5 separate regions of the Homo sapiens genome follow, and regions 2, 3, 4 and 5 are each linked to region 1. The links are chromatin loops, found by intact Hi-C in ENCODE. Cell type or tissue: endothelial cell of umbilical vein. All regions are shown on one strand. Region 1 overlaps LDLRAD4 (low density lipoprotein receptor class A domain containing 4). Region 2 holds the start of MIR4526 (microRNA 4526). Region 3 overlaps LDLRAD4 (low density lipoprotein receptor class A domain containing 4). Region 4 has its middle 27 kb from the start of MC5R. Region 5 overlaps LDLRAD4 (low density lipoprotein receptor class A domain containing 4).

Region 1 (5,000 bases):
CGAACTTCAAACTCTGACTCCACTTCTTCAAATTCAAGAAATGCTCAAAGCCTCAGCCTTGGGGATTCACACATGTCAAAACCTCACTCAAGCTGTTTCCATCCAGTATCTAATAGAAAAACACATGATCAGAACCTTCAAGGATCCCATGTAAATTTTTCTACTTTCATATTTCAGTTGCATGATTAATTATGTACCTTCCACATATCTTTCTTTGCTTATTTAAAATTACTTCTGAAGTAGTAATGTTGGTATGAAGAATACTAAATCAATACATGATTTCCTGGAATCCAGGCATTGCTCAGACAAACAGCAAAAGCCTATTTCAAAACAGCTCCGCTGACCACTTTAGAGAACAGAACAAATTTCTGACTTTTGAACATGCTGTCCCTCTATCCTAAAAGAAGAAAACATTTCCTTTGTGAAAATGCAAATCTCTTTCCTTAACCAGAAAACAACCTCCTTCCCATGTCCCAGTGACCCCACCTCCTAACCGTTTCAGAACCACATCAGACAGTGCCACCCAGGTGGGAGGAGAGACTTACAGTTGAAGATGCCCGGAGGCGGGTGCTCGGTCACCAGGAGACAGTTCTCTTCGTCACTGTTGTCCCCACAGTCGTTCTGTTGGTTACAGACCAGCGAACCAAGATACAAGCATTTACCACTGGTGCAGGTGAATTTGCACTCTGAAAAAGTACAATATAAAGCATGGAGCAGTCAATGCAAGCTTGGTGCTCTTGAGCTGTGACTGTCGTTGGTTTTTCTTTCCCCCATTTGCATGCCATGATTGTTTGGGAGCTCAGACTATCTGGAGAGCCCAGGACACTAAACTCAGAGAAGGGCCATCTGGGTAAGGACCTTCCTCGTCTGAAACACACAGGATGGTGCCCTCCTGCACTCCACAGGGGCACCGAGGCCCACCTTGCACGCCTCACTCTACGGCACTGCCCACACAGTAGCACAGGTGCTCTCTTTCTTTCCACAACCTGCTCTGCAAAAGTCATAGCTGTGGGGCTCTATTATTCGGTTTGAAAACATCCTTGGCAGTTCTCCACACTTCCGAGAATGGGGGAGCCCGTGCAGCCAGCCGTGGCAGGGGCCATCAGAACTCAGGAGCGCTGGCTTAACAAAAGAACACTCAGACATTTTATCTCCCACTTGCCACTGTCCTGTGGTGAGAATCTGGACAACATATTTCACCTCTCTGATGTTCATTCCTCTCATGCCTAAGAAAAATCAGGCATAATACCAGGCATGGGTAGCAGTGAATTTACAATGTAAAACATGGGAAAATCATGTGTGCTTTCTGCTAAAGGGCCATGCTGGTGAACTATAAAAATAGGGCAGGTCCCATACCCAAATCCTTATAGGCCACACTGAACACAGGCTCCCTAAAGTCTGTACGAATCAATATTTGAAAATGGAATTCAGTTTTGTAGGACTTTAAAATAAATTTGCACACTTAACACATTACTATCCATTTAAGCAATGAAGAATAAAGGAAGTTACACAATTATATACACTTGAGCACAGAAAGGTCCATTACATCTTACAGTGACTGTCATCCTGCATTCTGAGTGTGGGCTTGGCCCTAGGAAACCACAGAAGCTGGCAGGATTCACACAGCACGGCCCACTCAGTACACAGCGGGAAGACAGAGTCTCTGGAGGAGTCCCGGGTTCCTCACCGCCACTGACTGTCACAGCCTCTTCCTTTTTCCAGGCCTTGGTTCTGTCTGTCTGGAATAAGGGTGGCAGGCCTGGATCAAGTCCAAGGTCCTTTCAACTCAGATTTTCAATCATTCAAATAAAAGGCTGGGCATCGGCACACCAAGGCCTCTTCCAGCGATGCTAACCATGTGTGGGGCTACCCCATGAGAGCCCAGCCTGCCTCTCAGCGGCGAACTGTGGCCCGCAAGACAATAACCTTCACCTGTTGTAAAGAAACACAACTTAAGAGTCCTCAAAGTATTTTTGTGAACCTGTATAAAAAGCGTATTATAATCCTCCATTTGTTCACATTCTCCTAAAAGAGTATAGAAAAAGAAACCAGCCGAGCTGCTGACCTAGTTTAGAATAACATGTGAACACAGCCCAAATGCACACCCACAAGCGCCTCGCTAGCGGCGCCATCCAGGTTAGAAAATCTGTGTGCAGAGTGAGGCTGGGCCACGTGGTGGGGGTGCTGCTGGAGCCAAACGCTCTCTTTCCATAAGGTGGAAAGATTAAAACCCAGCTGTTTGAAATCACATTTACTAAGTAACATTTTTTTAACTTAATGGAAAAAAGGGATGTCAAGGGAAAAATTTATCTTCCTTTCCAAAAGAAATATTGGACTATGGATTTATACCAAACATGAAAAGCGCATTAACCGAAAACAGGTACTCCCTGTGTTGCTAAAACAGTGATTGGGAAAAAGGAATACTAATCTGAATTGAATCAAACTCTTAACTAAAAAGTTCACCATTGCTGTGGTTTGAAAGGATCCAAGGTTAGACTACCATATTCAAGTTGGTGTGGAACATTAAACTACCCAAGAAATGAAACCACATCCACACTTCACTAATTTTAACTTGTTGGGGGGAGACACGACATGCTTGCAAGGAAATGAATTCTGTGGCTCATTCATTCGTTCATATAACCAATATATTAGCCGCTTCTATGTTCTGTGCTAGGTACTGAGACATGGAAACTCGGAAGTGAATGAGCTAGCCCTCTTCAAAGAGCTTATGACATGAACTATTTTAAAAATATGAGCAGTGACTAATTTGCTGCTCCTTCCAAGGCCAAACATTTCCCTTCTTTATCTCCTTCATAATCTAGAGGGCCGCCCAGCCTGTGACAGGCACTCGGTGAATCACACATTTGTTGAATAAATGAATAATTTGATCTGAGCCTCATAAGAACCCTGTGAAATAATTAGAGCAGATATTATTCTTCCCATTTTATTCCATTTTGCCTCATCTCATAGCACTGCCTCAGTTTCCAAATCCACTTTAAGGAATGTGAGAGACTCACTTGTAATGGGCATGGCCCCATGCATAACAAAGTTCCCCAAATCACTTGTTGTCTTAAGTAGGCTCAACCTTACTCAGGAAACACTAACAAGGCTTGTGCTACTAATGTGCTTGGCTCTTACTTCTTAGATAACGGAAACAACATCAACCTATTAAATTTCAAATTCAGCTGGGTACAGTGACTCATACCTACACTCTCCACACTTGGGAGGCAGAGGCAGGAGGATCATTTGAGTCCAGGAGTTCTAGAGCAGCCTGGGCAACAAAGCGAGACCCTGTCTCTACAAAAAAGTTTAAAAATTAGCCAAGTGCAGTGGCACACTCCTGTACTCCCAGCTACTCAGGAAGCTAAGGCAAGAGGATCGTTTGTGCCCAGAAGTTCCAGGCTGCAGTGAGCTATGATCATGCTACTGCTCCCAAGCCCAGGTGACAGAGCAAGATCCAGTCTCTAAAAAATTAAAAATTAAAAAAAATCAAATTTATAAAATCTAAATCTCAGCAGTGAGTCATTAGCCCAATATCAGAGTAAGGTCTTTCCATCACATGGCCACTGGAATCAGAATGACCAGATTGAGAATTTTAATTTATTGGCTTCTTGATGTGATATAGAAAATACTAGAAAATTGCTGTAATGTGATTAAGTGCTAAGAATTAATGCTAAAGCTGGAATGAGAACTGCAGAGCACAGTAAATATCTGTCCAACTTAACAAAACTGGTGTTGACAGAGGCAGGCTTCCACCTCCATCCCAACTCCGGACAGGCTGTCCCCAGCACACTGTGCCACCCAAAAGCCCAGTGCATTCAGGTCCTCTAATCACGAGATTATTGTGATATTTCAAACAAACTGATAACCCTAGGAGAAAGGCCCTCCTCTTAGCTGCATATTGGGATCACCTGGACGTCTTTCAGCACTGCTGGGGTCAGAGTCCCAGACAGGTCCTATCTCACTGGCCTGAGGTGCAGTCAGACAGCGTGGGTTTTCTGGCACCCTCTGGCCTGGCTCCAATGGGCAGCGCAGATGGAGAACCACTGTCTACTGAGAAAGAGGTAGCTCACATACAGCAAGCCTCCTCTTTAGTTAATGGTATTTTATTGGAATGTTTATTTGGTATTTGCTAATTTACAAAGAAGAAAACTAAAATACAATCTCTTAAAATAAGCAGGTATTTGGATAATTGCTGACTACAGGGCCCAGTCGCTAGAGCTCTGTTCTGTCAATGGGCTATTTGGGAAACTTTGGAACCAATGTAGTTTTGACCCCTAAACTACACTTTGACAGACTAGAACCAGAGAGGGTCCTCCATGAAGTAAAACTCAAGTCAGAGAAAGACAATGGAAAATTTTTAAAAATATGTTGTCTATTCTTTGTGGAACTTGTTGAGTATTTCTGCCAAGCTAGAAGTTGAGGGAAATCATGGATTGTTAAACATTAGAAACATTTTGGTGACAAATTCATGGCAACCTCAGATGTATAATACTGGACTGGAATACAGAATGAGTTGCTCAGGAACCAGTGTCTCCTCCAGGAGCTATAGACGTATTATAACCTATAAGATTTAAATCACTCCTCTTCTTAAAAAAAAGTCATGCCCTTCTAAGTGAAGAAAGTGGCATTCCTCTTTGCCAAAATTTCCTATTTGATTTCTTATTAAAAAAAAAAAAAACTTAGGAGAAACAACTTCCAGAGTCAACAACAGACTTTAGAATCGCTGTAAACACTTCTGGTAATAACACAATCTTCTCCACATTTAGGGTATTCAGCTTCTCTGCATTTCTACATAAAGCTTCTGATGGGTTTTTCTGTGTTGTGGAGTTATCCCAGAGTCATCAAATCTTAATGCTGAGAGGGACCTAGACACACTGATCCACCCCTCACCTCCCAGGTGAGGAAGCAGGCCAGGGATAATGCCTGACTTACCCGAAGCTGGAGAACAAATTACCTGTAGTGGAACATAAAACCCGAGATTTCCATCGGATCGAGAG
Region 2 (5,000 bases), 170 kb before region 1:
CTTGGACGGCACGGGCAGGCGGGCAGCAGCCCGTGATGACTGGACGGACTAGGGAATCCCTCGAATGCAGACTCCACGAGCCCGTCCAGCTGGAGTGGCATCTCCTCACTTTATGAAAGCCCAAGCCTTCATCCACTACAATTACTTCTCACCACGCATTTTAGAATCTAGAGTTTCATGATCTCTTCAGAAAGAAATTTACCTAAATATGTTCTGATCAAAGATGACTGACAGGATTTTCTAAAAAATCAGCAGAGGAGTAAGAGCAATTATAAACCTTTTAAAAGTCTATCCCTCTGCCATGCTATAAATGGAAAAAAATACATACATAAGCCATAATTCCCCCTATAGGATTCATTTAAAATCCACCCTCACCTCCACCTCCACATTATTAATTTAGGAAAGTGCATCAGAAAAAAAACACAGCTGCACATGGAATGGAACCTTCATTTCCACAGGGGAGAGTGGTGGCTTCTGAGGCTCTCATCCCACAGCCAGTCTGTCTGTCTCTCACTTTCTTTGGCTCTCTATCTCTCAGAGTCACAGTTCTCCTTCCTAATAGCTCCTGTCACTACATGGATGACCTAAGAAAGTGTTCAATGAACCAGCCACATCCTGAGAAATACCTTTTCTTTAAAATGCAGTTTTCAGCTCATGAGGGTGAAGAAAAAGGAATTATTAACAAGTAGCAGAATTTCCAGGGGAGGTCTCAGCCTTATATACAGACATTTGAAAAAAACAAAACTCCAAAGCAACAAACTGTGTACTCATGCATAACACCTCCAACAGGAACAAACTAATTCCAGGCTTGAAAGAAGATGAAAAAGCCTGACATGCATCTTCCTAAAGGGAGTCCCACCCGGAAATGTTCTGAGTTGACAGACCCCTCTTAGGTAGAAAGAAACTTCTTGAGAAAGAGCTTCTCCTCTTCTCAGCTCTGTCCTCAGACCAAACTCCAAGAAGAACCACAGCAAACCCGAAAGAGCATGCATCATCCATAGCAGTTCTTGGGAAATGTACCTTTTTTTAAGAACAGGTCTTTGAACTGAGCCTCCTTCAGTGTGCTGTTGTTCAGGTGGTCACTGGACATAATCAGGTCCTCTGCAAGTGGGAGTCCAACTGTGACGCAGCCCCCCCACGTTCAAAGCATCCCTTCAGCTTCCGGCAATCTCCTCTCCAGGCAGCTCAGAGCTGCAGTTATAGCTGGCATGGGGTGTGGGAGAGTGTGTGAGCGTGGAGGGGGGGGGGGTGTGTTTCTGTCTGCCTCGTTCACTCTCTCTCTACTGTATCAGCAGGGCCCACCCCAGGTGCTAGACTCAAATGCTGTGGCTCCGACCGCAGACTGTGGCTACCAATTATCAACTGCCATCAACAGAAACCAGGAGCTCTGCGGCAGGAAGCCGGCCGTGTCACCGAGCAGAGAATAAGTCCGGGGTCTCCGATCCTGAGACCAGCTGTACACCCAGGGCACTACTGTTTACAGCAACGTCTATCAGTGAGCAGTCTGCACTTCTCAGGTTTGGCCTCACACCTGGACGTGTCACACACACAGGCAAGCAGAACGCAGCTAGACGGCTCATCTTGTCACACTGCGTTCAGTAATCTTTTCAACAGGCAAATATCAAACCAGTCCAGACAGAAAGGAGGAAATCTGCAAGTCTCACACAATACTCCTTCCCTTGATCTCTGCTGGAAGCTTTCAGTGTGGAAGGACCGGAGAGGGCGCTTACCAAGGCAGGACACGCGACAGGCGGGACGCTCACGTTAGGCTCGCGTGCTTCTCCCCTGCAGATCCGCTCCCAGAGCGTGCTCGCCCGGCTGGGAGCACCCACAGCGTCCCTCAGGCTGCGAGCCAGGCTGCGGGCTGTCCTCTTCTGGTGCTCCCTCTCCACATCCTCTAACTGATGGGAGCAGCTCCCAGCGGCTCTTGCCACCGAGCTCTGTACTGGCAAGGCGTGAGGTCCTAACCGCAGCAGGAAACACTGCGCGCTCCTTTCCCCCCGGCTCGCTCTTCCCTCTTGGCTCTCCCATTCATTCCCTCTCCCTCTGCCTCACATCATTATTCCCCATGTATGGTAGCACAAAAACACCACAGAGACTCCTTCAAAGTCAGGATGCTCAATGTTCCTAGGCAGTTTTAGTTTATAAGGATCAGAAATTAGAGAACAGAATCCCAGGCAATTCAAACATGAAAGCAGAGACATGTCTCAGGAGGGCGCTTTCTCCTGGTTCATTTTGTTCAAGCACAGTCTCTTTTCCCCGAGGTCTAAACAGTTTGTTTCATCTGAGTGTAAAACATCTCCCGTGCATTCGGATGCCCCCAGGCTGTGTGAAGAAAATTCAGGGCAGGCTGCGAGTCTGTCGCAGTTTTCAGAGAAAATCACGGGGTGGCCGTGGTGGAAAGGGCAGCCTGCCATGGTAACGCTGCAAATAACCCCCACCACAAGCACTGCCGGGAGCCCAGAATAGCCTTTGTTTTTCCTTATTTAGGGTAAATAGGAATGACATGTGGGCCATAACAATAGTTTTGGCTGTAGGAGGAGTTGTCAAAGCAAAACTAAACTCTGTTGGTTACTACCAGCGTTAGAAGCCAGGACAGTGACGTTAGCGGCCAGCCCTGCTGTCAGCCCAGCACGTCACCTGGGGCATGACAGCAGGGACTGGGCCCTGATGTCACCGCAGGGTCCTCCAGGTGGCTAGAAGACATCACTTTCTCATGTTCTCATTTTTGGGGGCAGGGGCAGAAAAGCAACAGAAGAACCACCCAGAAGAGTTTCCAGAAGCTTCACGTGGATAAAAGGAAACCAGAGAATTTCAGCAAGGAAAGTGACCATTTATTAATATACAGCCGCGAGGGAAATCCGGATGGTATGATTCTTCCTGAGCAATTTCCGAATTAAAAATGGAACTCCCCTCCCTGTGCCAGACTTTCCCTGACTTCTCAGAGTCACCCTGCTGGGTGAATGAAGAGGGAGTCACCCTCAGAAAGAGGCAGCTTCAGAAAGAATTAGAAGCTGCAGCCACTTCAAGCCGCCCCTCCCTGGCTACCAGCGCCCCTTGTCCCTGGAGCCCCGAGGCTCCTTGCCACCTGGGCCAGCACTTCCTGGTCAGGCTCAGTCACATGATAGGCTTGCCCTCAAGCCAGGGCCTTAGTGAGGAGCGCTGTAGGCCACTGTACCTGTCTGTTTCTTAAAATTAGGGCTTTGTGGGGCAGGCACGGTGGCTCAAGCCTGTAATCCTAGCACTTTCGGAGGCCGAGGTGGGCGGATCACCTGAGGTCAGGAGTTCAAGACCAGCCTGGTCAACATGGCGAAACCCGTCTCTACTAAAAATACAAAAATTAGCCAGGTGTGGTGGCACACGCCTGTGATCCCAGCTACTCAGGAGGCTGAGGCAGGAGAATTGCTTGCAACTGGGAGGTAGAAGTTGCCATGAGCCAAGATAGGGCCACTTCACTCCAGCCTGGGCGACAGAGTGAGACTCCGTCTCAAAAAAAAAAAAAAAAAAAAAAAAAAAAAAAAAAAAAAAATTAGGGCTTTGGTGAACTTCATGGAACTGGAAAAGTTCTTCTCTCCTTTGCTAATGAACATATTTGCATTTTGAAATGGTTATAAATAGCCCGCTCTGGGATTTAACATGGTGTAAAATGAATATTTCATATATAAAAAAAGAAAATCAACATTTTTTTCTTTCATTTAACGGCCATCAGCTATTCCCCAGTGTCTCAACACACTTACTGTGTTTGGCTAGCTTCCCTGTCACTGGGCATCTTGGCCATGGGAGCCAATCTTTTTCTTTTCTTTTTTCTTTTTTTGGATGCAGTCTTGCTGTGTCGCCCAGGCTAGAGTGCAGTGGCGAAATTTCTGATTACTGCAACCTCTGTCTCCCCGGTTCAAGTGATTCTCCCACCTCAGCTTCCCGAGTAGCTGGGATTACAGGCGTGCGCCAACATGCCGGGCTAATTTTTGTAATTTTTGTATTTTTAGTAGAGATGGGGTTTCACCATGTTGGCCAGGCTGTCCTGGAACTCCTGACTTCAAGCGACCCACCAGCTTCGGCTTCTCAGAGTTCTGGGATTACAGGTGTGAGCCACCACGCCCGGCCATGGAGCCGATCTTAATTAAGCTCCTTGCCCACTCAGTTTAATGTTCTCACAGTTCAACCTGTTTAAAAACCACTTTCAAAACTTTTGACTTTATGAATACAAGTTTACTTTGAAAACATTGCCCACACCTAACACACACACACACACACACACACACACGCACACACACACGCATAATGAGCGCTCCTGTGGGTGTCTGGGGACATGGTGTAGAGTCTGTCTTGGGATGTGTGGCTTAAACACAGGCACAGGGCCTCTCCCAGCGCCTCTGAGGGGCTGTCTGGGCGGATGTACTAGATAGTGCTCTTGAGTTTTGTTTTTATTCCTTTTAAGCACCACTTGAAGATGGTGCTTCAGAAAGGAAGTTCCGAGGTCAAGTCGTGACTCAGGGTTCATGCCCTGATACACAGCTCACCCTGGCTGCATGACAGCACGTCCATCACTGGGAATTTTAGCTGAGAGCTGCCAATATTTCTTTTCCCTTCATTCAGAGAAAATGGCAGCACACATAGCAGAAGGGCATGGGAGAGGGAAGTCTGTGGAACACACAAATATGAAAGTGTAAAAACATTTGCATTCGGCACTCTCTCCTCCCTCATCATCTTTACATCGCATCTTTCACGTAAGTACTCTGATGGCTATCACGTCTAATATGAGTTTTGTGCAGTCACCAACGCATCTCAGAGCTTAGGAGGCATCTGTGTGTGCAGCAGGGGCCTTGAAAATGGAGCAAGGCAGGGACACCAAAGACTTTCACAAGAGTTGTTGGTAGCAACAAGGACTTGAGATTCTAACGATATCTCTTCAAGGTTTCCTCTATAAAGGTCTTCAGTTCATTAATCCATCTGACAAATATTTACCTGAGCGTTTACAGTCCTTAGGAGGAAACGCACTG
Region 3 (5,000 bases), 180 kb after region 1:
CGCACGGGACTCAGCCCCCACGCACAGGGCCGCACGGGACTCAGCCCCAACGCACGGAGCCGCACGGGACTCAGCCCCAACGCACGGAGCCGCACGGGACTCAGTTTCCACGCACAGAGCCGCACGGGACTCAGCCCCCACGCACAGGGCCGCACGGGACTCAGCCCCAACGCACGGAGCCGCACGGGACTCAGTTTCCACACACAGGGCCGCACGGGACTCAGTTTCCACGCACAGGGCCGCACGGGACTCAGCCCCAACGCACGGAGCCGCACGGGACTCAGTTTCCACGCACAGGGCCGCACGGGACTCAGCCCCAACGCACGGAGCCGCACGGGACTCAGTTTCCACGCACAGAGCCGCACGGGACTCAGTTTCCACGCACAGGGCCGCACGGGACTCAGTTTCCACGCACAGGGCCGCACGGGACTCAGCCCCCACGCACAGAGCCGCACGGGACTCAGTTTCCACGCACAGGGCCACACGGGACTCAGCCCCCACGCACAGAGCCACACGGGACTCAGTTTCCACGCACAGGGCCGCACGGGACTCAGCCCCCACGCACAGAGCCGCACGGGACTCAGTTTCCACACACACAGAGCCACACGGGACTCAGTTTCCACGCACAGGGCCACACGGGACTCAGTTTCCACACACACAGAGCCACACAGGACTCATCCCCCAGGCACACAGAGCCACACGGGACTCAGTTTCCATGCACAGGGCCACACGGGACTCAGCCCCCACGCACAGAGCCGCACGGGACTCAGTTTCCACGCACAGAGCTGCACGGGACTCAGTTTCCACACACAGAGCCACACGGGACTCAGTTTCCACGCACAGAGCCGCACGGGACTCAGTTTCCATGCACAGAGCCACACGGGACTCAGCCCCCACGCACAGAGCCCCACGGGACTCAGTTTCCACACACAGAGCCACACGGGACTCATTTTCTACACACAGAGCCGCACATGTGCCCTGCTCTGCACAGCTCCACCCCCATCTCCTCTGTTCCTCTTTGCTCTCTCAAGCTCTGGTGGCACTCGCAGTCCTGCCTCTCCCCCGCCCCCACCACCAAGTCGCCCTTCCTCCTTAGACACAGCACAGGTACTGCATACAGGTGGCATGCTGCCTGCAGCCGGGTAAGCCATAACTCTTGGGCAGTCTTCAATATAGATGAAGTCTTTACAAATCCTGAAGCTCCTCCCTGAAATTCAAAAGTAGGATAGAAAGACTGCACTTTCTAATGACAACCTCTACGTTTCTAACCGCACGGTTGATGGAACGAGTGCGCTTATCACTCACTCTGCTGACCTGGCCTCTAGGGTACGGCTGAGGTTAGGGATACAACCCCCAAAGGTTCTGAAGGCCTGAGGCTGGAAACCTAAAACCAACAGCAAGGATTCTCAGCTCACAACTTGAACTAAACTGGGATTTCTGTAAACATTTGCTGAAATCGCTCTGTCCCAGGCAGGCACTGTGCTGGGCATTTTCTCAAAGTTCCCTTTCTACAAATGAAGAGGCTCAGAGTGCTCTGAAAACTGTTCACCAGGAACCAGAAATCAAGTCCTTGGCTAAGAAACCACATTCTTTCTTGTAAACAAGATGAAGAAAATCTATCATCTAGCAAGTAGAACAGCAAGAACCCGCTGGTCTATTTTTCCACCAGTAAATGGAATGTTAGGGGCAGAGTTCTGCTATTCCCTGGAGCCAGGACTAATGTGCCCCAGCACCTCACCGTTCCCAATGCCCTCATCAGTTCCTCACGCCTGTTGTGCTAAGACACAGTCCATCGTAGCTGAGCTCTGAAAGCCCACAGCACCATCACCTAGGAGAGGAATGAGGGGGCTGTGAACGCATTAGAGGAGGGATGGGGAAAGCAAGCTGGGCTGCCTGACCTGGAAAAGAGGGAACCAGGTGGGGCACCGGCAGTGTCTTCAGACACATTAGTCCCAACAAATGGAAGAAAAGTGAGCCCTGCTCTGAATCCCAGCCCAGGGAGGCCATAGGGAGGCACATTCAACTGCATCCAGTTGGTTTCTAGGTGCCATGGCATCCACAAAATGGGCTGCATTCAGCAGAGATGAGCTCCCTGCCCTTAGAGCTGCCACACCATGGTAGTCACCGGAAGGAACAGTGGGTATTCAAGGATGGACCTGCCATAGATGTCTATGCGAGAGAAGATAAAAAAATACAAGGACAGTCCTGGAAAGACAGACATCTGTAAGGAGGGAGGGAGAGGGTGGCAGAAAGAATAGCAACAATAAATAATAAAGCAACAGGAAAAAGGAAATAGTCGGCTGAGTCAGAGAAATGCTACACTCAAGAATCCTGCCACCTCCCACTAATTGTCACATGCCCCAGTCACCCTGAACGGGAGCAAATTTTGCCAAGTTCACATAAAACCAATACTACTCAGCTATTTGTCAAAACGGATTAGAGAAAGATTTGCAAAGCACCCTAATACATTTAAGGCATTTATGACAGTACACAAAGGAAAATCTTCCGCAGCCAGATTTCTGAGACAAAGCCAGATTTCCAGACCCTGACAGGGCCGCCAAAAGGCCAGGGAAGGCTGTTCCACAGACACCAGCCAGCAGTGAGTGGAAGGGAACAGGCTCTATGCAGGGTCCCAAGAAGGCTCACAGCAGAACAGGGCGCATTGCTCACACCTTGGCAAGTGGGCACTCAGCTGCCCCTGGGCATAAGGAGGTCAAGGCAATGACCTCCAATAGAAGTTACAGTGTGCTCTCAGGAGATTATCCAAATGTCACTTAGAGTCTTCTCTATTTAAGGGGAAGTAACTGACCTGAACTTAGCACCTACTATCCTACAAAATCTACCTGCTATATTCCACCCAATGCCTCCCAAGAAATCCGAGAGGTCCTGTTACATGCATCTTAAAGACAGGGAACCGAGGCTGGACAGACCACACAGCCCAAGGTCAGTTACAGGAGCAGTGGTGCAAGAAGCGGCTTCTCCAAACCACACGTTCCCCTCCTGGGGCCTCCATTGGGCCAAGAGACACGAAGGCTGGTCTTGCCCTGCGCACCCAGTGGGGCTCAGTCATTACAGGTACAGCCAAGCAAAGGAAAACAGGTGATGGGAACACTTCCTTTCTCAAAGCAGCCGTGGGTGGCTGTAAAGGCAAATTATCCCATGTAAGTGATGCCCCTTGAGTTTGTGAGCAGCACAAATGGAGGGAGGGAGGGAGGGAGGGATGGATTATAGGGGAGAATCAGAAAACAGGAGAAAGAAACAAGTGGAAGAAAATGAACCAAAACCACATACCAATGTATGCTTTACATACATATATATGAGCATTTGAAGGCATGTGGTTTCTTTCACTAAGTACTTCTCTAAGAGCTACCGACGTGGGATGTTTTAGCACTAAAACTCATCTTACTCAAAAATCAATCAGAAATTAGGAGGGCTGGGTTCAGCAGCTCACGCCTATAATCCCAGCACTTTCAGAGGCTGAGGCAAGAGAATCATTTCAGCCCAGGAGTTTGAGACCAGCCTGGACAACACAGTGAGACCCTGTCTTTACCAAAAAATAAAAAAATTAGCCAGGCATGGTGGTGTGTGTCTGTAGTCCCAGTGACTCAGGAGACTAAGGCGGGAGGATACACTTGTGGAGTATGAGGCTGCAGTGAGCTATGATCACGCTACTGCACTCCAGCCTGGGCAATAGAGCAGGAAGGAGGGAGAGGAGGAGAGGGGAGGGGAGAGGAGGACGAAGGAAGGAAGGAATCCACAAACTATGCAAATTCCCCTTTCACTTAGGAAGTCTTATGAACTTGCACAAGTGCTCTGCGGGAATGGCAGCAGCCAGAAATAGCATTTGTTTCAGGAATACTCAGTCATCCCGAATGGAGCACAACAAGATCATTGACCTAAATACTCAATGAACCCACCTAGAGACCTGCTGTCCAGCATCATGCTGGTCGGAAGTTGTACACAGCAGCAGCACTTGGCCATTCTGGATTAAAATCATGACCTGCTTTTAGATGGTGCTTCTGGGAGGCACCTTTTCACAGAGGTAAAAGGCTAGTTTTTCTGGTGTAATCCTTCCCCTGCCCCATTTGAACATTATTGGTAATCTAGCTAAAGAAAGAGGAAATATGTATCATGAAAGGCTAAACTTCATACTAAGCCAGGAAGAAACATCATTGACCTAAATACTGAATTAATGAACAAGAAATTTATCAATTGGCAAATATCAATAAGGTACAATCAGATCATAAAACCTTTTATGGGACCCAGTAAAAAGGAAGGAAGGACAATTCTGAAAAAGAATGTAATCTTTGGTTCACACTCAATAGATTATTCCATCCCTGAGTTTCCCTCTTGTCATCTCTAAACATTTGCTCAAAGAAATCTGAATTTTGAAATCATAAAAGCAAAAATAAAATAAATAGCCAATTCCATGACCATAAAATATTCAAATAGAGGCATCTCATTTCAAGTGTTTTCACCATCGTCCCTAGTGGCCATTCATTAGCAGATTCCATGTTAATGCTAACAAAAGAAAAAAAAAAAGGATTTCGTAGAATTAACTCATTAAGACAAACTAGGAGCTTCAAAAAGAAAACCCTAACATTCTCTGTTAAGCAAAATACTACGGAAGCATGGAAGAAAAGTAAGCGTACCTACTGAAGGTGTCTGATTATTTAGAATTTAGGAATTTTCAACTGTCTTGGTTGGGAAAAAATGGATTTTGGACAGTGAAATTTCTTTTCTGAATACTAAGTAAATAAATGAAAAACAAAAAGAAATGGAACCAGATATTGGAGATCTAACATGTTTTCAACCACTATCTGGCCATTGTATGCTTTTTTCTTTCTTTCTTTCTTTTAAGATAGGGTTTTGCTCTGTTGCCCAGGCTGAAGTGCAGTGGTATGATCACAGCCTCCAATTCCTCGGCTCAAGCGATCCTTCTGCCTCAGCCTGGCATTACAGGCCTAAGCCACTGCACCCAGCCCCATTGTATCCTTTTC
Region 4 (5,000 bases), 360 kb before region 1:
CACCTCAGCATCCGAAAGTGCTGGGATTACAGGCATGAGCCACCGCGCCTGGCCTCTTTTTACTTTTTAAAGGTGGCTGCTAGAAAATGTTCAATGGTGAATGTGGCTTGCGTTCTATTTCTATTTGCACCTCTGGGCTCGGTGAATGAGTGCGGCCTGGATGAGACAATGGTGGAGGGGATGCCAAGTGGGGCAGATGCAAAACAGTGAAGCAGCGTTGTGAGACCATGACGGCCTTAGGTCGGGGCTCCCTAGACGCAGAGCCTGGGATGGGGTTGCTCAGGTGAGTGCCTGAAGAGGGAGGTTCTCATCAGAACTCCCTGTGGGAGTGAGAGGAGCAGGCGAGCATGCAAGGCAGCTCAGCACCCCTGTGGTTTGGGAGAAGTCTAGCCTCCATCCGCTTCAGGGAAGACCTGGAGCAGGTCTGCTGCACCACAGAGGTTGTGCTGTGCGAGGCGAGCAGCCTGGGCTGCAGTGCCTTCCACATGGGTCAGTTATGGCTGCAGACCACTGCAGGGTGAGGGAAAATGCAGTCTCCTAGGCGTGGTCCCCGAAGGCAGCTCCCTGGGGGATGGGTGCAGTAGCCATTAAAGGCGGCACAGGGGTCTCCTACAGTGACCAGTTGGGTGTGGGCTCAGTGAAGGAATGATACTCTGTATTCTGCCCTGGCAACTGGGAAGATCCTGGCTCCACTCACCTGAAGAGGAATTGCAGGAAGAAGAGCAGGTTCAGCATAAAAGAGAAGGGCTGCGATTGACCATGTGAAGTTGAAGTTGCCTGAAAGCCAGAACGTGGGGATGTCTGGAAGGCCGTGGACATAGAGGTCTCAGCAGAGACGAAAGATGGAAAGAAAGAGTCATCAGCAGGGCAGTGTCCCCTGAAGCCAAAGGTATGAACAACGGGAACTCTGGAAGAGCCACCGAGAAACAGAGCAGAGGACCAGGCCAGCACCTCCAGGAGCCTGGCAGCCACTGTGTGTGAAGAAGGCAGGTGAGAGAACAGAGGAGGACGAGAAGGTGCCCCGCAGAAGCCAAGGGAGGAGGGAAGCTCCCACAGACAGATGCCCCTGAAAAGCTCAAGCAAGGCGCAGCAGAGAAGCCGCTTGCGGTTTGGAGGCGAGGAGCTTCTGCATCACTGCAGCGGCTGCCCTTCCTCTCTTCCTTTTTAATTTTAGTTTTTGTGGGTACATGGTAGGTGTATACATTTATAGGGTACATGAGATGTTTTGATACAGGCATGCAACATGAAATAAGCACAGTTTGTAGAATGGGGAATCCATCACCTCAAGCATTTATCTTTGAGCTACAAACAATACAATTACACTCTTTAAGGTTTTTTGCTTGTTTGTTTGTTTGTTTTGAGACGAAGTCTCGCTCTGTCTCCCAGGCTGGAGTGCAGTGGCATAATCTCAGCTCACTGCAACCTCCACCTCCCAGGTTCTGCCTCAGCCTCCCGAGTAGCTGGCATTACAGGCATGCGCCACCAGGCTTGGCTAATTTTTGTAATTTTAGTAGAGACAGGGTTTCACCACATTGGCCAGGCTGGTCTCGAACTCATGACCTCAGGTGATCCACTTGCCTCGACCTCCCAAAATGTTGGGATTACAGGTTTGAGCCACCATGCCCGGCCTCTTTATTTTAAAATGTACAGTTTTTATTGACTACAGTCACCCTATTGTGCTATCAATGGTAGGTCTTAATCATTCCCTTCCTCTCTTCTTCATTAGCAGAACTCCAGTTTTATTCATGCAGCACAGCTCTTTCCAAAAGTCTTAGTGATAAAGGAAAAGAGAGGATTGAATGAGGGTGAGAGGGCAGTGGTGGCCAAGGTCTGTGGCTGCAGGTGGGGAGGGTGAGAAGTTGTTGGTTTCGGGTTCATTGCTTTGATCAAGAAGGGTTCTGATAGCAGAAAAAGCCAGTAAGGGGGGAAAAATTAGAGGGGGGAGAAAGACTGACAACCTTACCTAGTAGAACCTATTTGGATAAGTTCAGGTGGGTTTTCTACCAAGCTGATGCAGACAGCTCTTTCCCTGAGAATGACACCCCACGCTGCCCACAAGTGAAGCCTCCTTTGTCGCCAAGAGCCCCCTTACAGATGCAATGTCCATAATGCTGAAGAATACCTCTTTTTTTTTTTCTTTTTTTTTACTCCTTACTGCTCCTGTCTAATTCCGGGGCTCCTTGGTGAATTCTCAATGAACTTGGAAGTCCTGGGCTCATGTTCAGATTCACTCTTCTCACAGCTTCATTTCCTGGATACTGAGACCCTGAGCAATTCAACCTGGGCCCAAGAGGATTTATGTCCTGTGACTGGAAAACAATAGGTCCCTGGCCTCTGGCCATTGTCTGGTTTTCTGACAAACCCCCTCTTTCCCTTGTGGGGAAATAGCTTCCCTGTACCACCCTGGCCCCTGACCCTTAGAAAAAAAATGCCATCTGCTCATCTTGGTAATATTAAAACATATTTACATAGCTTCAAGGAACTAGATCTTCAAAACACATAGAGCCTCTCTAGTTAACTGGACTGTGTCCAAGTAACTGATATAAGTATTCCCCCATTCCTCACCTGTTGGACAATGTAATGCTTTAAATATGTTGAGTATTTCCTGCCTCCAAAGATCCAATAAGCTGCACGTTGCCAGGAGAATTCCATTAAGATTCGCAAGAACTTGGGCGAGAGAGATACATGGGTAATTGGTATTTATTTTCATTTTGACTAGATGTATGAAATATTTCTCTCTCCTATGGTAGATAAAAATTCCCTAGAATCTTGAAAAATCATGTGTGCAAGGAAGCTTCTCTGTTCAAACATTCCAAAATCTTTTAAAATTCAAAACATAAATGGATTGACTTATGTAGCATAGAAAACTCCGTGGAAATGGCAGGAAGTTTGACTTAGAAAAACACTTTTTTCTCTCAGAATTCGCCATTTTCTGCCACCAGTCTCGGTTTGTGCAGTCAGCAGCCAAGGAGAAAACGAGTCAGGGAGGTGGTACTGTGCATGCAGTTGTCACCAACACAACACAAATTAAGAGGAAAACGTATACCACGGCGTCTTAGGGGAGCAGCTGAAGGGTGGTGGCCAGGCCCACAGACACTCTGCGGGAGCTTGCAGCAGCACCCTCTACCGGCCCTGGAGGACCCCGGGGGGTCTCAGCCCCGCAGGCACGTCAGAGTGCAGGGGCCTCCACTTGTCCTTGCAAGGTGCCTCACGGGGCTCCCACACCGCAGCCAGGCTTGCACAACCGTCTCTGTTGCACCCTACTTGTTTCTTTCACATGGCCCGGGGCCTTTCTGCCTTCCTTCCTGGGAATGGCTGCAACTCCCCACCTGGTTTTCACTGATCCCACTTCCATACCCTCATGGGGGCACCCTGAGCCCCTCCAGAAGCCAAGCAGAGCAAAACCAGTCACCCTCACTGTGGCAAGTAGCACACCAGTTTGGGGGATCAAGGGACAGAAGAGGTGATTCGAGAAAAAGCAGTGGCTCTCGACTTGGGGAGAAGGTCATACCCCGTTGAAGAATTTAAAGAAAACAAAAAAATCCATTCAATTAGGAAAAGAGGAAGTCAAATTGTCCTTGTTTCCAGATGGCATGATTGTATGTTTAGAAAACCCCATCATCTCAGTCCAAAATCTCCTTAAGCTGATAAGCAACTTCAGTAAAGTCTCAGGATACAAAATCAATGTGCAAAAATCACAAGCATTCCTATACACCAATATCAGACAAACAGAGAGCCAAATCATGAGTGAACTCCCATTCACAATTGCTTCAAAGAGAATAAAATACCTAGGAATCCAACTTACAAGGGATGTGAAGCACTTCTTCAAGGAGAACTACAAACCACTGCTTAACGAAATAAAAGAGGACACAAACAAATGGAAGAACATTCCATGCTCATGGATAGGAAAAATCAATATCGTGAAAATGGCCATACTGCCCAAGGTAATGTATAGATTCAATGCCATCCCCATCAAGCTACCAATGACTTTCTTCACAGAATTGGAAAAAACTACTTTAAAGTTCATATTGAACCAAAAAAGAGCCCGCATTGCCAAGACAATCCTAAGCCAAAAGAACAAAGCTGGAGGCATCATGCTACCTGACTTCAAACTATGCTGCAAGGCTACAGTAACCAAAACAGCATGGTACTGGTACTAAAACAAAGATATAGCCCAATGGAACAGAACAGAGCCCTCAGAAATAATACCACACATCTACAACTACCTGATCTTTGACAAACATGACAAAAACAAGAAATGGGGAAAGGATTCCCTATTTAATAAATGGTGCTGGGAAAACTGGGTAGCCATATGTAGAAAGCTGAAACTGGATCTCTTCTTTACACCTTATACAAAAATTAATTCAAGATGGATTAAAGACTTAAATGTTAGACCTAAAACCATAAAAACCCTAGAAGAAAACCTAGGCAATACCATTCAGGACATAGGCATGGGCAAGGACTTCATGTCTAAAACACCAAAAGCAATGGCAACAAAAGCCAAAATTGACAAATGGGATCTAATTAAACTAAAGAGCTTCTGCACAGCAAAAGAAACTACCATCAGAGTGAACAGGCAACCTACAGAATGGGAGAAAATTTCTGCAATCTACTCATCTGACAAAGGGCTAATATCCAGAATCTACAAAGAACTCAAACAAACTTATAAGAAAAAAAACAAACAACCCCATCAAAAAGTGGGCAAAGGATATGAACAGACACTTCTCAAAAGAAGACATTTATGCAGCCAACAGACAAATGAAAAAATGCTCACCATCACTGGTCATCAGAGAAAGGCAAATCAAAACCACAATGAGATACCATCTCACACCAGTTAGAATGGCGATCATTAAAAAGTCAGGAAACAACAGGTGCTGGAGAGGATGTGGAGAAATAGGAACACTTTTACACTGTTGGTGGGACTGGAAACTAGTTCAACCATTGTGGAAAACAGTGCAGCGATTCCTCAAGGATCTACAACTAGAAATACCGTTTGACCC
Region 5 (5,000 bases), 65 kb before region 1:
TCCTCTTTCCCCTTCAGATCTGTTTCCCCTACTTGATAATTAAAATAGAAAAATACAGAAGATTTTTTTCAAAGTCTCCATTCTCGTTTAGAGTCTTTAGGGTAATTTTACTTAGGAGAAGGGACCCTCATACACATGGCCGTTTGTTCAAGCACCTGGTGGCAGGGACCACGCTGCCGGCTGGGAACAATGGCAGGTTGCCTGCTATCTGTAGAAAAGGATTTTCAAAGGCTGCGCAGAATTGAGATGCTGCTGAAGCAGAAAGTGCTGCACTTTTCAATGCTGCCATTTCCAACAGTTAGTACCTAGGGCCATCCTCCATGTAACTGAGGAAAAAACCCTGGAGGAAAGCTTAAAACGTTAAATGCCCCTAGTATCCATCTCCACTTTCAGTTGTACATACTTTAAACGTTTTATCACACAACATCGGTTGATGGTGGCCATAGATAAACCACAAGAGACAGAATTCATGCAGTCGAAACTTGGAATTCCATGTAATACCATCAGCCTCTCAGGTTCATGTTAATACAAGCACATATACCTGACTGATGCCACAAAGTCTGCTCTCTCTTGCCCTTCCTTCTCAAGCCTTTCCTCCCCTAAATTCTTTCTGCTACAGCAGATAGCCGCTGTGTGCACTGACCTCCAACAACTGGGATCCCAGCCTGTGGCTGCCAGCCAGACTGCTTCAGGAGTGACCAGACGGGTGAAGTTCCCCACCAGCTGTGCTCTGAGGATGGCTCAGGAGAAGTCAAAATTCACCCCGAAGCACTGAGAAGACCTGTTTCATAGACAGATCACGTCCATGGGTGTGGCCCGTACAGTCCTCCCAGTGGGGTTCCTGTTTGGTGTCACTTCAGGCAGCCGTGGCCCAAGCTAGCTGAGAGTGGGTGAGAAGCAGAGCTACACGGCTTGTTCCTTTGCCACCGGCTGGATGCTCCTTTATCTTTTCCCCTACTTACTTTTTTCTTCGATAAAGAGTCGACAAATAATTAAGAATTTACTAGACAGTCATATTGTACACTTACGAGCTCAGCACACAATTAAAATGTTTTAAATGACTTAGTGCCTTGTACGAACTTCATACACAAAAGTTTGGTAGTATGCATACCAATATTTGGTATTCAGCTATGGGTGTGTGAAAGAATTAGTACATCTTAAACCCAAATAAAAGCATTTTAGAAAAGAGGCATCACAAAAGGCATCTGGACACAGTCCCAAGAGCTGGTGAATCGGTCAGGACCAGCACAGAGGCTAGTGGGACAGAATTTTAAAAGATGTGGCACCAGCTGATAAAACCTAAAGCACTAAGTAGTAAGAGTATCAAAACTGACAGGACACGTAACTTTAAGTCAGGAGCTAAAGAAAACACAGGAGAGCTGACAATCAGAGCAGCTGAAATGGTTTTCCGTACCTCATTGCAAAAACTTTCACAATGAGTATTTGCTACTCTGGTGACGGTTCAAAGCCTTCCGCGAATTTGCAGCGTTACACAAGATGTCACTTTCTCCCCTCAATTTGCCTACGGCACCTACCCGGACTTCTCAGCTGTGTAGGCACCAATTTCAAAGAGGTCTGAAGCCAGTGGAGTAAAAGCATTTTAAGTGTGATGTTTTCTTAGGTTGAACATATCAAACACACATTTCTAGTACAATTCCAAATGTTTCAAAATATTATTTTAGTTGTTAAGAATCTTGAAATGAAAGCTCTGTTATTACAGAATGCCCCTGTTTTTATCATGCATTAAACCAAACCAACCCCCACCCCATTCCCTGGCTCTCAGAGAGAGGGACATGCGTGTGTGAGCGAGTGTCAGGCGTCCTGTGCACACACAGGCACGTCATGTTTCTCCTCTCACTCCGGACCCCTTGGGTTTCTATGGATTATTAATAATACCCACCCACCTGGCTGGCAGACTTTTCACAACACACCCTACAAGATTCTGCAAAAAAAAAAAGCAACACAATTTGAAAATACACAATGCCAACCTCCGGAGGAGGGAAAGAGAAAGAAAGGAATTAAGGGTGAGACCCAGACAGACAGACAGACAGACAGGCTCAAGGAAACTGTGTTCCCTGGGGTCTGGGCCATGCAGCCGTCGGCAGGTACTCAGCTCTTCTCGGCGCAGACTTGCTTAGCATGGCAATCGGCTGTCTGCCCAGGAGGATGAGGTAATGTCTAGGTTTAATGCCAAAATCTCTCTCACTGGCAGGACACATCGGGTAAATATTTCTACTGCAGGAGACCACATTCATTTGATGCTACTGCCAGTTTTATTATTGTTATTATGCTCATTAATATTAATACTCAGCCACTGTACCTATTTAAGATTGAAGAGGAGAAAGGCAAGGTTTTGCTGAAATCATGATAGCAGGTGCAGGGGGAAGAAAGTAGCCCCTACTCCACCCCCCGGCCTCAATCTCCCGCTAACAACAGTTACAGCACCAGCCTTCTGCAATCCCTTCCATCATCCTCAGCTGCACAGAGACCCCCTGCAACTTCCTCTCCAGGTGGCTGTAAATCTGGGACCTAGCAGTGACAATGGGTTTGGGGCGGGTGGGCATGAGGGGCTTGAAGGCTCCTTGAAGCGACCTTCCTAGTTATAATATTTGAAAATGTAGAATAATTTATGGGTCAGATTGCCAATGGTTCCTTCTCCTTTCTAAAAACCAATTCTGAATTTGCTTCACCATATTTTTGATGATGTGTTTTATGGCCTCACAAACTCCCAGCTGGTTCCCTCGATGATCTCGTCTCTGTGGTTACTGTCAACAATCCACATTCGTGTTGTGGCATATCATCTTACAGAAGCATTTAAAGCAGCTCAGGGCTTCTTTCCTCTGATGTAGATTTTCTCCATTGTTACTCAACGAGGCTCTGACATCAGCCTCCTTTCAGTTCAAAAGACAGGACGTTTTTCTGGGAGTCAGGAACTGAATGCAGAACTTCCCGCGGGCTTCACAAAGGACCGCCGAAAGGGACAGTCACACACTGCCATGGATGTGGTCTCCTCTCTGAGGAGCTGGGAATAACGCTGCCCTCCCACAGGCGCTGCTCCCAGGAGGGGCGGGAAAGCATGATGCCAAAGGGCAGTTTCAAAACTGGGCCCCGGGGAGCAGCAGCGTTAGGTGTGGACAACATGAAAAAGCACCTAAGACCCAGTGCTGTCCTGCAATGAGACAGAGACGCGGCCACTGTCCCGCACAGCCCCACGGGCAGAGGAGGCGCTCCAGAGGAGGGACTTTGAGAGACGACGCAATGTGCCTGCTGTGGGAAGTCACAAGACAGCTGCTATTCCCGGGCCGTCAGGGCCAGGCCAGCCTGGCTAGCTGCTGAGAGGGTCTGCACAGTGACTCCATGAGGTTAGCAAAATATATATATTTTTAAAGCCTAGCAACCTTTCCTAAACATTTTTTTTTAATCACCAAAACATCACATTGTAAGGAGTTTCAGATTATTCCCAACATTTCCCAATGTCAAGTCTTGGACAACATGTCTGCACCAAACATGTGCTTCTAAATAGAAAACCGAAAGTCCCTGTCAATCAGGAAGGTAACACTCTGGAGAGGAGGAGGAAAGGAAGTGAGACAGTGCTGGTGTCTTTTGTCATTAGGACAGTGGAGATGCGGCTGCTTGACCCAAGCAGCATACTGGAAGGACAGCTGAGAGCAAAAACGGAAAGGGAGCGTGGAGGTTTTCACAGCAGGACGTGTGTGGGCAGAAGGATTCTCCAGTGTCCACAGCAGGATACGTGTGTGGAGATGGATTCTCCAGTGTCCACGGCTGGACGTGTGTGGCAAAAAGGATTCTCCAGTGTCCACGGCGGGACATGTGTGGAGATGGATTCTCCGGTGTCCATGGCAGGACGTGTGCGGCGAGAAGGATTCTCCAGTATCCACAGCGGGACGTGTGTGAGTAGAAGGATTCTCCAGTGTCCACGGCAGGATGTGTGTGGCGAGAAGGATTCTCCAGTGTCCACGGTGGGAAGTGTGTGGCGAGAAGGATTCTCCAGTGTCCACGGCGGGACGTGTGTGGCAAGAAGGATTCTCCAGTATCCACGGCGGGACGTGTGTGAGTAGAAGGATTCTCCAGTGTCCACGGCAGGACGTGTGTGGCGAGAAGGATTCTCCAGTGTCCATGGTGGGAAGTGTGTGGCGAGAAGGATTCTCCAGTGTCCACGGCAGGACGTGTGTGGCAAGGATTCTCCAGTATCCATGGCGGGACGTGTGTGAGTAGAAGGATTCTCCAGTGTCCACGAAAGGACGTGTGTGGCGAGAAGGATTCTCCAGTGTCCACGGTGGGAAGTGTGTGGCGAGAAGGATTCTCCAGTATCCACAGCGGGATGTGTGTGAGTAGAAGGATTCTCCAGTGTCCACGGCGCGACGTGTGTGTGAGTAGAAGGATTCTCCAGAGTCCACGGCGGGACGTGTGTGGTGAGAAGGATTCTCCAGTGTCCACGGCGGGATGTGTATGGCGAGAAGGATTCTCCGGTGTCCACGGCAGGACGTGTGTGGCAAGAAGGATTCTCCAGTGTCCACGGCGGGACGTGTGTGGAGATGGATTCTCCAGTGTCCACAGCAGGACATGTATGGCGAGAAGGATTCTCCGGTGTCCACGGTGGGACGTGTGTGGCGAGAAGGATTCTCCAGTGTCCACGGCGGGACGTGTGTGGCGAGAAGGATTCTCCAGTGTCTACGGCTGGGGACATGTGTGGGGAGGATTCTCCAGTGTCCACGGCGGGACGTGTGTGGGGAGAAGGATTCTCCAGTGTCCACGGCGGGATGTGTGTGGGCAGAAGGATTCTCCAGTGTCCACAGTGGGACACGTGTGGCAAGAAGGATTCTCCAGTGTCCACAGCAGGACGTGTGTGGGGAAAAGGATTCTCCAGTGTCCACAGTGGGACACGTGTGGCAAGAAGGATTCTCCAGTGTCCACAGCAGGACGTGTGTGGGGAGAAGGATTCTCCAGTGTCCACAGTGGGACGTGTGTGGCGAGAAGGA

What was found. Peaks named below come from ENCODE experiments on the same cell type or tissue, not always from the same donor. Only the 100,000 strongest peaks of a DNase experiment are listed, where the experiment ranks them.
Region 2: it touches region 1 in a loop (6-fold over the local background); 5 of 110 quality-filtered maps call a loop at or near these places.
Region 3: a loop joins it to region 1, with 4 times the contacts of the local background. A loop is called at or near these places in 7 of 110 quality-filtered maps.
Region 4: it touches region 1 in a loop (29-fold over the local background); 2 of 110 quality-filtered maps call a loop at or near these places.
Region 5: a loop joins it to region 1, with 4 times the contacts of the local background. A loop is called at or near these places in 9 of 110 quality-filtered maps.

The regions. Positions count from the first base shown.
Region 1 is chr18:13,433,930-13,438,929 of GRCh38, reverse strand. It overlaps LDLRAD4 (low density lipoprotein receptor class A domain containing 4), which reads right to left. Exons shown (of 7, transcript NM_001378100.1): 4 at 546-686. Among named protein-coding and RNA genes, the nearest start is that of LDLRAD4-AS1, 8.9 kb to the right of the region's middle. In endothelial cell of umbilical vein, no CTCF peak of the experiment used is centred here; a DNase peak (open chromatin) is centred at 2,839; H3K27ac peaks cover 2,250 bases.
Region 2 is chr18:13,608,795-13,613,794 of GRCh38, reverse strand. All of the region lies in intron 4 of LDLRAD4 (low density lipoprotein receptor class A domain containing 4), which reads right to left. It overlaps MIR4526 (microRNA 4526), which reads right to left and starts at 2,681; the gene lies at 2,595-2,681. RefSeq lists enhancers at 1, 2-521, 942-1,171. In endothelial cell of umbilical vein, no CTCF peak of the experiment used is centred here; a DNase peak (open chromatin) is centred at 2,504; H3K27me3 peaks cover 1,268 bases.
Region 3 is chr18:13,257,907-13,262,906 of GRCh38, reverse strand. The region is part of intron 1 of LDLRAD4 (low density lipoprotein receptor class A domain containing 4); the gene reads right to left. Among named protein-coding and RNA genes, the nearest start is that of C18orf15, 21 kb to the right of the region's middle. RefSeq lists an enhancer at 1-225. In endothelial cell of umbilical vein, no CTCF peak of the experiment used is centred here; a DNase peak (open chromatin) is centred at 2,306; H3K27ac peaks cover 763 bases.
Region 4 is chr18:13,794,857-13,799,856 of GRCh38, reverse strand. No RefSeq gene overlaps it. Among named protein-coding and RNA genes, the nearest start is that of MC5R, 27 kb to the left of the region's middle. In endothelial cell of umbilical vein, no CTCF peak of the experiment used is centred here; a DNase peak (open chromatin) is centred at 2,486; H3K27ac peaks cover 1,527 bases.
Region 5 is chr18:13,498,542-13,503,541 of GRCh38, reverse strand. All of the region lies in intron 4 of LDLRAD4 (low density lipoprotein receptor class A domain containing 4), which reads right to left. Among named protein-coding and RNA genes, the nearest start is that of LDLRAD4-AS3, 30 kb to the right of the region's middle. RefSeq lists an enhancer at 2,645-3,302. In endothelial cell of umbilical vein, no CTCF peak of the experiment used is centred here; DNase peaks (open chromatin) are centred at 2,171 and 2,811; H3K27ac peaks cover 1,907 bases.